Linked DNA regions of Homo sapiens: region 1 is linked to region 2. Evidence: chromatin contacts called from ENCODE Hi-C or POLR2A ChIA-PET data. All regions are on one chromosome and are shown on one strand. The core of a region is the stretch at or near the end of the contact, and the rest is flanking DNA. Distances in the headings are between cores, read along the strand shown.

Evidence for each region. Hi-C counts contacts between places; a loop is a spot of excess contacts on that map. ChIA-PET counts read pairs that join two places held with the same protein, here RNA polymerase II (POLR2A). Pooled maps may share reads with other maps.
Region 1: a pooled map shows a loop between it and region 2 (2.4-fold over the local background). The contact joins the promoter of MIR3659HG here to the promoter of MANEAL in region 2. A Hi-C loop is called at or near these places in 1 of 168 maps with a recorded cell type or tissue (sigmoid colon) and 6 of 50 pooled maps. POLR2A ChIA-PET finds 5 or more read pairs at or near these places in 1 of 52 experiments (naive thymus-derived CD8-positive, alpha-beta T cell).

Annotation. Positions count from the first base shown.
Region 1 is chr1:38,043,805-38,048,944 of GRCh38, forward strand. MIR3659HG (MIR3659 host gene) reads left to right here and starts at 3,330. Exons shown (of 5, transcript NR_168386.1): 1 at 3,330-3,810. POU3F1 (POU class 3 homeobox 1) reads right to left here and starts at 2,989. Exons shown (of 1, transcript NM_002699.4): 1 at 25-2,989. The coding sequence starts at 2,939. The coding sequence ends at 1,584. RefSeq lists a silencer at 3,050-3,379 and enhancers at 3,292-3,792, 3,793-4,293.
Region 2 is chr1:37,791,648-37,796,878 of GRCh38, forward strand. It overlaps MANEAL (mannosidase endo-alpha like), which reads left to right and starts at 2,200. Exons shown (of 4, transcript NM_001113482.2): 1 at 2,200-3,085; 2 at 4,090-4,199; 3 at 5,097-5,173. The coding sequence starts at 2,536. RefSeq lists silencers at 2,107-2,156, 2,417-2,536.

The DNA of each region.
Region 1 (5,140 bases), core at 2,080-4,579, 250 kb after region 2:
AGTAAAAAGGACAGGACACAGCCCTGGGGTACATGTTTATGTGAGTAATAAAATATTTACTATAACATAAATATAAAGGGAACTTCCCAGTCTACATTATTTTTTTTTCAATAAAGATACAAAGAGAATGCACCGAAACATTGTTTCAAAAAATAATAAAAATAAAATAACAAAATTTAAATTCAAACCTTAACAAACAGAAGAAGAAACGGAGAAGGGGGAAGCTCCAAACACATCCAGAAAATAAATAGAGATGGGTCAGAAATTCGGAAATCATATTAAAATATCTTTTTCGGATTAGTCAGTGTACAAAATCCTTTAGGGTAGGAAGGAAGGGTAACCCGGAAAACCAAAAATAAAAACCAAGCACAAAATGTTTCTTCTCCCCGCCAGTGTGTACATATCTCACATATTTACATGGTTCCCACCTCACCCCAAACTTGGGGAATTTCTCTCCCGGCCTCCCCTGGCATCCCGCATCCCGGCGGGCTGGAAAGGGAGCAGAGGGAAGCTGCAGGGAATCAGGCGGAGGGTTCTCAGGGAACGGCTTATTTCTACAGCTGGTTAAAAAACAATCTCTCTAACTTTTCCAAGTTTCGTTTGGTGTGGCCAGGAGGGCAGGGCCCCGCGGGGAGCAGGGGCCGCGCTATGCGGCGGTCGGTCTGCAGCAGGGCAGAAGCCCCTTCCCGTCTGGGTGTGTGGGAGCGCAGACCCCTCCGGCGTGGCCGGGAACCAAGCCGGGGCTCGGATGAAACGAAACGAAAAATGAACACTCGAATTTTTTTTGTTAGTTTTTTTTTTTTTTTTTTGCTTTTTTTTGGGGGGAGGGTAGGGTAGGGAAATATAAGGGGAAAAATAAATTAGGCTAGATTAAAGCTTTGGCTATTTCCTGCTTTTATACACAGACGCGGCTCTCGCGACCTCCCCTCCGGGGCCCCGATAAATACAGTATACTGCGATTTAAATTAAGGGCGCGGGCGGAGTTAGAAGGACCCCAGGAGCCGAGAGGCTCCACGAATAAATAAAAACCGTAAAAAACCAAGCCCGGAGAAAGGGGAAAGCGGGGTGGGGCGCATCCTTATAGGAGAGAAGAGGCGTGTAGCGAATAAAGTGACAGCCCCCCACCCTGGACCCGCAGGCTCAGGAGTCCACGCGGGGAGAGGGGATGGAGAACTCTCCTCGCTTCGTCCTCTCTCCCGGGGAATCCCTAACCCCGCACTGCGTTACCTGTCGCTTTGGGGAGGCCGCTGCCGGGATCCGGCCCCGAACAGCCCGGGGGGGCAGGGGCGGGGGTCGTCGAGGGGATGGGGGCAGAGAGCAGGCGGCGGGCAGGATGCCCGGGGTGAGTTGGCGAGTTCCGGATCTTCGCTCCTCTCTCCCGGGGCTCGGGCGACGCAGCCTACCGGGCTGTCTTCGCCGCTCACCGGAGAGGGTCGTCCGGGTGTTTGGTTTTGTTCGAAAGTTTCTGGGCTTTTTTTTTTTTTTGTAAAATCCAAAGCAACCGAACAAAAAGAGTCCAGGCCGCGCGGGCGGGCTGCGCGCCCGCGCCCTGCAGCGCGCCGGCGGGGGCCCGGCCCGCGGGGTCACTGCACTGAGCCGGGCAGTGTGTGGTGGTGGTGGTGGTGCAGCGCCGCCGGCGGGGGCGGTGGGGGCGCGGAGGGTGGCGATGCGCCGCCCCCGCCAGGCCCTAGCTCCCCAGGCGCGTATACATCGTCCATGGGCGGGTGGCCCGCGCCGGCCGCAGGGGTCATGCGCTTCTCCTTCTGCCGCCGGTTGCAGAACCAGACGCGCACCACCTCCTTCTCCAGCTGCAGGCTGTCTGCCAAGCCGGTGATCTCGTGCGCCGAGGGCTTGGGGCACTTGAGAAAGTGGCTCTCGAGCGCGCCTTTGACCCCCACCTCGATGGACGTGCGCTTCTTGCGCTTGCGGCCCTGCGCCGCGATCTTGTCCAGGTTGGTGGGGCTGCCGCTGGACGAGTCGGTCTCCTCCAGCCACTTGTTGAGCAGCGGCTTGAGCTTGCACATGTTCTTGAAGCTCAGCTGCAGGGCCTCGAAGCGGCAGATGGTGGTCTGCGAGAACACGTTACCGTAGAGCGTGCCCAGCGCCAGCCCCACGTCGGCCTGCGTAAAGCCCAGCTTGATGCGCCGCTGCTTGAACTGCTTGGCGAACTGCTCCAGGTCGTCCGAGCTGGGCGCATCCTCGTCCGAGTGCTCGCCCACCGATGAGCCGCCGCCGCCCGCGCCCGGGTGCAGGTGCGCCGCCGCCGCGTGCAGGCCGCCCGCGTGTGCATGTCCGTGTGCGTGTCCGTGGGCGCCCAGATGCGGCGGCGGCGACGGCTCCAGCTGCGCCTCGTGGCCATCCTCGTGCAGCGCGTGGTGCAGGCCCGGCCCCGCGCCGCCACCGCCCGCCGCCAGCATCCCGGCCAGGCCGCCGCCGCCGCCCCCCGGGTAGGCCGCCTGCGCGTACAGCCCGAGCGGCTGGGGCTGGTGGCCCCCGCTGGCCCCGGGCGAGGGCGACATGGCCGGGCCCAAGTGGTGCGCTGTGCTGCCCTGCGCCCATGCCGCGCCCGCGTGGGCCGCCCCCTGGTGCACCAGGCGCGCGTGGAAACCTCCGCCGCCGCCGCCGTCGTCGGCTCGGCCGGTGCCGCCGCCGCCTGCCTTGCCGTGTTCTAGGTGCGGGCCGCCGGCCCAATCGCCGCCGCCGCCTCCTCCCGTGGGTAGCCACTGGGGGTGCGCTAGGCCCACGGGGTGGCCCGCGCCCGCGCCCAGCCACTCGTGGTGCATCAGCTTCTGCACTTCGCGGTACGCGGCCCCTGCATGCAATCGCTCCGCGGCCGCCGCCGCCGCCGCCGCCGCCGCGGCGTCCGGGTGCATAAGCGGCCCGGTGCCCCCGGCTCCGCCACCGGGGCCCCGCGGCAGGTACTGCGCGGTGGTGGCCATGCCGCCCCGCGCCCTGCGCCGCGCCGCCGCCGCCGCTCCGCTCCGTCTGCGGGCCCCGCCGCCTCGCTCCGCCGGCTTAAAGCCCCGACCCGCTCGGCGCTCCGGAGCCCCACCCCGCCCGCCGCCCATTGGCTGCCCGCGGAGCTGCCTCCCGCCTCCCCTGCCCGGCCCCCGCCCCGCGCGCCCGCCCGCCACCCTGCCCGGCCGCCCAGAGCTCTCCATTGGGCGTCGCTCCCGGGGTCCCGCGCGCCGGCCGTGCTGATTGGCCGCTGGGGCTTCATTCACGGCCCCCCTACCGTCCGCGTACACACTCACGCCCCGGGGGCGCGGCCGCCACGTGGGGAGTGGCGCGGGGGTGGCCCTGGGACCGCACCCCCTCTCGTCCTGGCTGTGTGGGCCCCGCTTTCCCCCAGCGCTGGAGACTCCGAGCCCGGCCGGTCCCACATTCCACGCGAGCTGAATTCCCGCCCGCATCCCGCCCGGGCAGCAGGGATTGCCGGCTCCGGGAGGCGCTCGGGCTCCGAGAAGCGGCTCAGCCCCGCGCCCCTCCCTCCTCAGTACCGCTGCCGGCGGACCAGGATTCCCGCGGGTCCTGGCGGCTGCGAGCGCGAGGCGGCGCGGATTCGCGGCTCGGTTCCGGCGCGACTGCTCACCGCGCCCGCCTCGCCTCCCGCGGCTGCCAGCGTGCACTGGGCGCTCCTCGGCGCGTCTGCCCGGCCCGTCTCGGCTTTCCTTCTCCTTCCTCTAGTCCCAGCGTCACAACTCCGCCGACCTCCTCTGCCCTGAGAGCGCGTCCGGTGCGGGCGGAGTCGGACGGACTCTGGCTTCACGCCTCGCGCGGGCACACCTTCTCCCGGGCACTGAGGCCCAGGTGAGTACCGCGCGGGCAGCTGGGGCTGGGACGGCGGGCGGCAGCGGTTCTACAGTCCTACGCGAGCCCCTGGTACCCGGCCGCGCTCCGGGGTTCCAGAAGGAGAAGATCTCGAGGTGGAGACTGTGGCTCCGGGGAAAACGCTGCTGGCAAGGGCGCTAGTTGGGGGTGGACGTTGGGCCCAGGGGTATCTGACCTGCGCCGCTGCAGCCTTCTCGCTCCTTCTCCCAGCTTGAACGGCTCATCGGCTGTGGTCGTGGTGGGATCACGCCCCGGGAGAGGAGAAGGATGGGCTCAGGGAAGGGGCTCGGGCTCTCCAGAAATCCGGCGTGCAGGCCGGGAGCTGTCCAGCCTCGCTAAGAGCCCTGGGCTAGAGTTTGCCCGGACTTGCCTGGAGCTGCTGAAAAGGGAATTGAGATTGAGGAGGCCTTGTTGGAAAGGTGGGCAGTGGAATTTAGCTACCTCCTCACGCCCCAGCCCTTGAGGACTCCCTGAAGGATCTTGAGTGGAGTCGGACCTCACTGCAGTTCCTTTGTGCCTTCTTACCCGACCTTGGGCCCCAGGCTGAGGGTACTGAGCTGTGTTTTCTCCTCTTCCCCACACCGAGGCTTGGGTCCCAGGGAGTCTTCAGCTGCCAGTCCTCCCTCTTTTCTCTCCTGGATCTAGCCTCAAGTGGATTTATAGCTTACAGGGCCCTGGGGTCCCAGATCACAGAACTGAGCTGGGGGCCCACCTAGGGCCCCACTGGGCAAATCAGGTCTGTGGAATAAATCCTTAGATTGAAAAAAGTTGCTGGGGGCTCAGGTGGCAGCTGCCATTGGAACGATCCAGGGCGGCTGGGACAGAGTTGACAGTGACAGGGGTCACCCTGGGCACAGACTTTGATCATGTGGGCCCTGAATGCCCTAGGACCAGCCAGGGAAGGAGTGGGACAGAGCAGGGCCCTTATCCTGCCATTGGCCACTGTCCTGAGCAGGCTCCGTGGTCCCACCCTAGCTGTAAGAGCTGCGATGGAGCTCTGTGTCTGAACCGAGCTAGAGATACTGGGCTTTCCTGGACTCTGGCCCAGGGAATGGTCACCTTGAGGCAGCCCAGGTCTTTCACCTTTCCCAGGCCTGGGAGGTAGGAGGAAGACTGGGAATTCCGCAGTGAAGTCCATGCTCGTGCCAGCCCTAACCAGGCCTGTGTGATATTGAAGCTTGGGCTTTCAACCTGGAGCTGCCATCATCTCCCTGGGCAAGAGTAACTCTGGTCTAGCCTTCCTAGCTCTTGGTTTTCCTTCCTGTATGTTGGGAATAACAGTACTATAGGCAGCCCACCTGTCTCACTA
Region 2 (5,231 bases), core at 950-3,449:
ACCTTCCCACTATTTTTCCAAAACCTTCACCACCCATTCCCTGTTCTCTTAGTTCCTCGTTAATGATTCTTTCTGTTTCCTTCTTAGACTCTCTCCTTCCTCTGCCTGTCCCAGAAATGCTGGTGTTCCTGAGAGTGCCGTCCTTACCCGTTTTCTTCTCTTTCTTTCTTTCTTTCTTTTCTTTCTTTCTTTCTTTCTTTTTTTGAGACAGAGTCTCGCTCTGTCACCCGGGCTGGAGTGCAGTGGCGTGATCTCGGCTCACTGCAACCTCCGCCTCCTGGGTTCAAGTAATTCTCCTGCCTCAGCCTCCCAAGTAGCTGGGACTACAGGCGCCTGCCACCTCGCCTGGCTAATTTCTTGTATTTTAGTAGAGATGGTGGTTTCATCGTGTTGCCCAGGCTGGTCGCAAACGCCTGAGCTCAGGTAATCCACCTGCCTTGGCCTCTCAAAGTGCTGGATTACAGGCTTGAGCCACTGCACCCAGCCTCTTCTCACTCTTTCTATTCCCAGAGTCACCTCACTCTTTGGTAGACATGGTATTCTCTCCAACATTTAACCCACTCCACAAATGTAATCTCATCTAGTCATGGTAATTCTATCCCCCTCGGCAATAATTTGTCTGGCATAAAAAGGCCTAAACCAGATTAGACCAAGGAGATTCAATGAGATGTTTGTTTAGGACTTCTGGGAAAGAGAAATCAGTCTTACCCTTGCCTGTGGAATGGGAAGAGCAGTCAATAGCCATAGCAGCCATTTTGTGGCATGAGGGGAACTGGGTTTGTATATGAAGTCAGTGGTGGGGAGAGTAGAGCAGTGAGACGGGAACATCTCAGGTTCCTAATGACATTGTTGGATCAGAGAAAATACCCACTCTGCCCTGCCACTGGGCTCCTTGCTTTGCAAGTTGATACACTGGCATATTCCTTAAGTCAGGCTGAATCGGGTATGGGCGACCTGGAGCTGAAGGCATTCCACTTCATTCACATTTACCACCATAAGGTCTCTCAAGCTCACTTTCCTCGGCTGCAGGTCTACCAACACTTCCCAAGCTCCCTGCTCCTCTTCCTGGGTTCCCTACAATTCATTTTACTTAACCAATAAGAACTGGGTGCCCGCCATCATCCCAAGCTCTGTTTTAGACATGCAGACAGGGAATGAAACAAAGTTGCTGTCATTGCGGACCACTGAAGGAGGCATATGATAAACAAAACTATCTTCTGAATAAATGAAGTAATGAATAATGCAGTGTAGGAACTCTATCAATAGCGAGTGAAAAGCTTATTATCTACAGACTATCACACCAGGGGCTGGTACTCACTTAAACGGCACTAGGAAGTGAGTGTCAGATGCTGTTCCGGCAGCCCTTGGCGTCTAACAAGGTAAATAAGACGGGGCCTGTCCTCTGGAGCCCAGAATCCAGGAAGAAAGGCGCACATGTATTGAGCGCTTGCTTTTCAGGCCCCGTGGAAGTGCTTTACGGGAACCATCTCATTTAATCCTCCCTGACTCTAGGAGGTTCTCCCAGGAGAGACCGCTCCAGACGACATCAGGCCTACAAGCCAAGAAATGCAGCAGGCCTCTAGAAACTGAGAAAGACCCCCAGATGACAGCCAGCAAGCAAATGGGGGCCTTAGCCCTGCAATTGTATGGAACTGAATTCTGCCATTGAGCTGGACGTAGATCCGTTCCTAGAGCCTCCAGAAAGGAGTGTAACCTGCCAACGCCTTAATTTTGGCTTCGTGAGATTCCAACCAGAGAACTCACTAAGCCACACTGCGACCCGGCAGGCTGGGCAGTGCAGCGAGCTCTGGAGAGTGCGCCCTGACCCGGGGTCCAGGCCCGGTCAGTGTGACCTTGCGCGAGTCACGGTCGTCCTCCGCCCGCCAGGCCCCGGACGGCGTCTGCAGGGTCCGATTCCTGGGGATTTCCCGACGCCCCTTCCCCCGAGGTTCAGGGGCTGCCTGGGGTGCCGGGGAGGGGGGCCGAGGGATGGGGGACCTGGGGCTAGAAGGGTGGCACTGAGACCCGTAGGGAGGGGGCCAGTGAAGTGAGTAAAGGTGGATCGACGAAGAAGGAAATCCTTGGGGAGAGAACCACCGACGCGCGCTTCTTTCCCCCCCCCGCCCCGCCTCCGCCCCCGCCCCCGCCGCGCCGCCTCTCTCCCGCGCTCCGGAAGGCCTGCGTCCCCGCTCCCCAGCCAGGCGCCACCACCTGCCGCCCAGGCAGCCAGGCGACTCTTCTTTCGCGGGTCACGCGGCCTGACTCAGGCCCCTGCTCCTGTGGCCCCGAAACTCGCCGTTCGCTGGGCCTTGCGTTGCACTCGGCGTGCAGTTCCCCCTCGGCTCGCGGCCACTTGGTCCGCGCCGCCTGCGTCCTGTGTGCCGAGCCCGCCCGCACTGCGGGGACAGGCCGGGCGCCGCCCACGCCGCGCTCTGCCGGGCGCACAGTCTGCCTGGGAAGCGCGCGGCCGGGCGGGCGGCCATGGCGCGGCACGCTGGGAGGTAGCGCGGCGGCTGCAGGAGCGCACAGTCGGCCATGGCCCGGCGGCGGCGCCGCGCCTGCATCGCTCTGTTCCTGGTGCTGCTCTTCGCCTTCGGCACCCTCATGGGTCTGCGCACGCTCAAGGCTCCGGACGGACTCCCGGCGCTGGGCCCGGGCCTGGAGCTGGCGCCCTTTGAGCGACGCCCAGAGGGGGCCCCCGCGCCCGCTGCCAGGGCCCCGGCAGCCCCTGCCGCGCCGCCCCCGCCGCCGCCGCCGCCCCGCACCGCGGACCCTGGCGGCTCCCCTGGGCCGGCACCCGCGGAGGCCGAGCCCGCCCCCGTGCAGAGCCTGCGCGTCTACTCGGACCTGCACGCCTTCTACTACTCGTGGTACGGGAGCCCGCGGCGCGAGGGCCACTACATTCACTGGGACCACGTCATGGTGCCGCACTGGGACCCCAAGATCTCGGCCAGCTACCCCCGCGGCCGCCACAGCCCCCCAGACGACTTGGGCTCCAGCTTCTACCCGGAGCTGGGGCCCTACAGCTCCCGGGACCCCGAAGTGCTGCGGGAGCATATGACCCAGCTCAAGGAAGCCGCCATCGGTGAGCGCCCCCCACCCCGGGCGGCCCTGCCCCCCAGCCTCACCCTTCCTCCTTCCCACACCCCAGCTCCCTCTGGTCCTGTCACCGGCCCTTTGGTCCCACTTATCCGCCAGCCTGGCTTCTTAGCTGTTCCCTCCCACTCTCATCCTGGGCCCACCATGCGACACCGCCCCTCCGTCTAGTATTCAGACCCCCCAGCTGGGCCCTTCCATCCCTAACATCCAGGGCCCTTCCCATAGGGCGGAACTGCTAGGAGTTTGCACCAGGAGAGGGAGGCAGAGTCTTCAAATTTGTTGGGCGATGGGAAGTGAGGCCTGGAGTCCTGGCCCGCAGGTTCTGGGGTTCAGAGGAGTGGAACTTAGGGCGGCCTCTGCTTTCATGGCAGGTACAGGGTAGAGCAGCAGCCGTTCCTGCTTTTGCTGGCTGCAGAGAGGAAAGTGTGCCCGTGTTCCATGAAGGCCTCTGCTCTATTTGCAGTTGGAGGTAGTGTTGGGGGTTTAGAGGCTTTTCATCAAGCACCCAGCTGGAGGGAAGGTCCCAGGGCGCCTCCTTCGTAGGCTATGGAGGGGAGGCTCACTTATTTCGGATTTCGTCACTGAATTTTGCTGGATTTTACAGATGGCCTCTGCTCAGGGCTCTTCTCCATGCGGGACGTTAGGGTTAGGGGTGCTTCTCTTCTTCAGAGGTAGGCCTGTGGCTTCCAGGTGGGTGTGGCACTGTCCTCCCATTCCCTTTGTTCTACTACTTGCTGAGGCAGTCTAAAGCCTGGCTCCCTTCCGGCCTGGCGCGCTACGGTTCCCGCAGGCGCTCCGCTTCAGCACCGCGGGCGTGGACAGCTCCGGGGCGCGAGGCTCTGGGACTCATCTGCAGGAAGTGAACCTGGCAGGAGGCTTGCTTCAGGTTTTTAGGAACCATTTTTGCAATTGGAGATGTTTGTGAGGAAAAAAATCTCTGTTGAGGGGGGTACTGTGTGTCTCTGAAGTGGCCTCTGTGTTGCGTCTCAGGCGTCCTGGTCCTGTCCTGGTACCCACCTGGCATGGCTGATGATAACGGGGAGCCCTCAGATGACCTGGTGCCCGCCATTCTGGACACCGCCCATCAGTACAGCATCCAGGTGAGTCTCCAAGAAGAGGCCACGTGCTCTCTGCCCTATTCTGGAGAGTTGCTCTCCTCCGCCCACAGGGTTAGTGCCTCTACAGAAGTTCTTGGCAGTAGCCCAAAGGGATAACAAATATGTGGCAAGTGTGGTTTTGGGGGAGGGTTCAGATAAATGGTGCCTATGTTGCTCTTAGTTTTTTGAATTCTAAGAAAACTGAGAAAACTAAATATAGGACCAAGAGAAGACTAAATAATTATCACTTTTGTTAAATAATAATAGAGGTTAGGTTGTAAACCCTGGTGGAAAAAGGGTAGGCAAGAGCCAAAGGGACCTGCAGACTCAACTCTCTAGTGGGAGGCAGTGCTGGACCTCGAGGAGTAGGCAGGTGTTCTCAGCAGGTGGGCTCACTTTCAAGAGGAAGGACGGACTGGACGAAGCATTTCCCCACATGTGCCAATCAAGTAAGTCATCCCTTGCTTCTGTGGTGAAGGAAGAAAAATGATAGAGAAAGAAGAAAAGCCCCACTCCCCTATTCCTGAAGAGAATTCCACCACTGACATGTCTAACAGATCACAGCAGTTTTCCACTGACACAGCTTCAGCATACTTATTCCACTGTTTCAGGCAGCTAGCACCAACCACTTGGAGCTGGCACAAGGTTGAAACCTATTAGCCACCCTGTAACAGCCCACCAAAATGATTCCCACATGCCCTGCTGCGGGAGATGGGCAAACTGCTCACCCCTGTTTTGGCCTTCAAGGGCAGCAGCTGCCTTTATCTCTACTGTGCCCACCACTGCCAGGCCCTCTTCTGAACTCAGCCTCTCCTCCAGGCCATGGTTAGATCCTGAGCCTGATATGTTGTGGCCCCTAGATAGACACTCACCTGACCATTACTCCTCTGTTTGTGGCAGGTGGCCTTCCACATCCAACCCTACAAGGGCCGGGATGACATCACTGTACATGACAACATCAAGTACATCATTGACACGTAAGGCTGCTCTGGGGGCCGGGATTTTGGTGGGGATCAAAATGGAGGTAGGGATAGA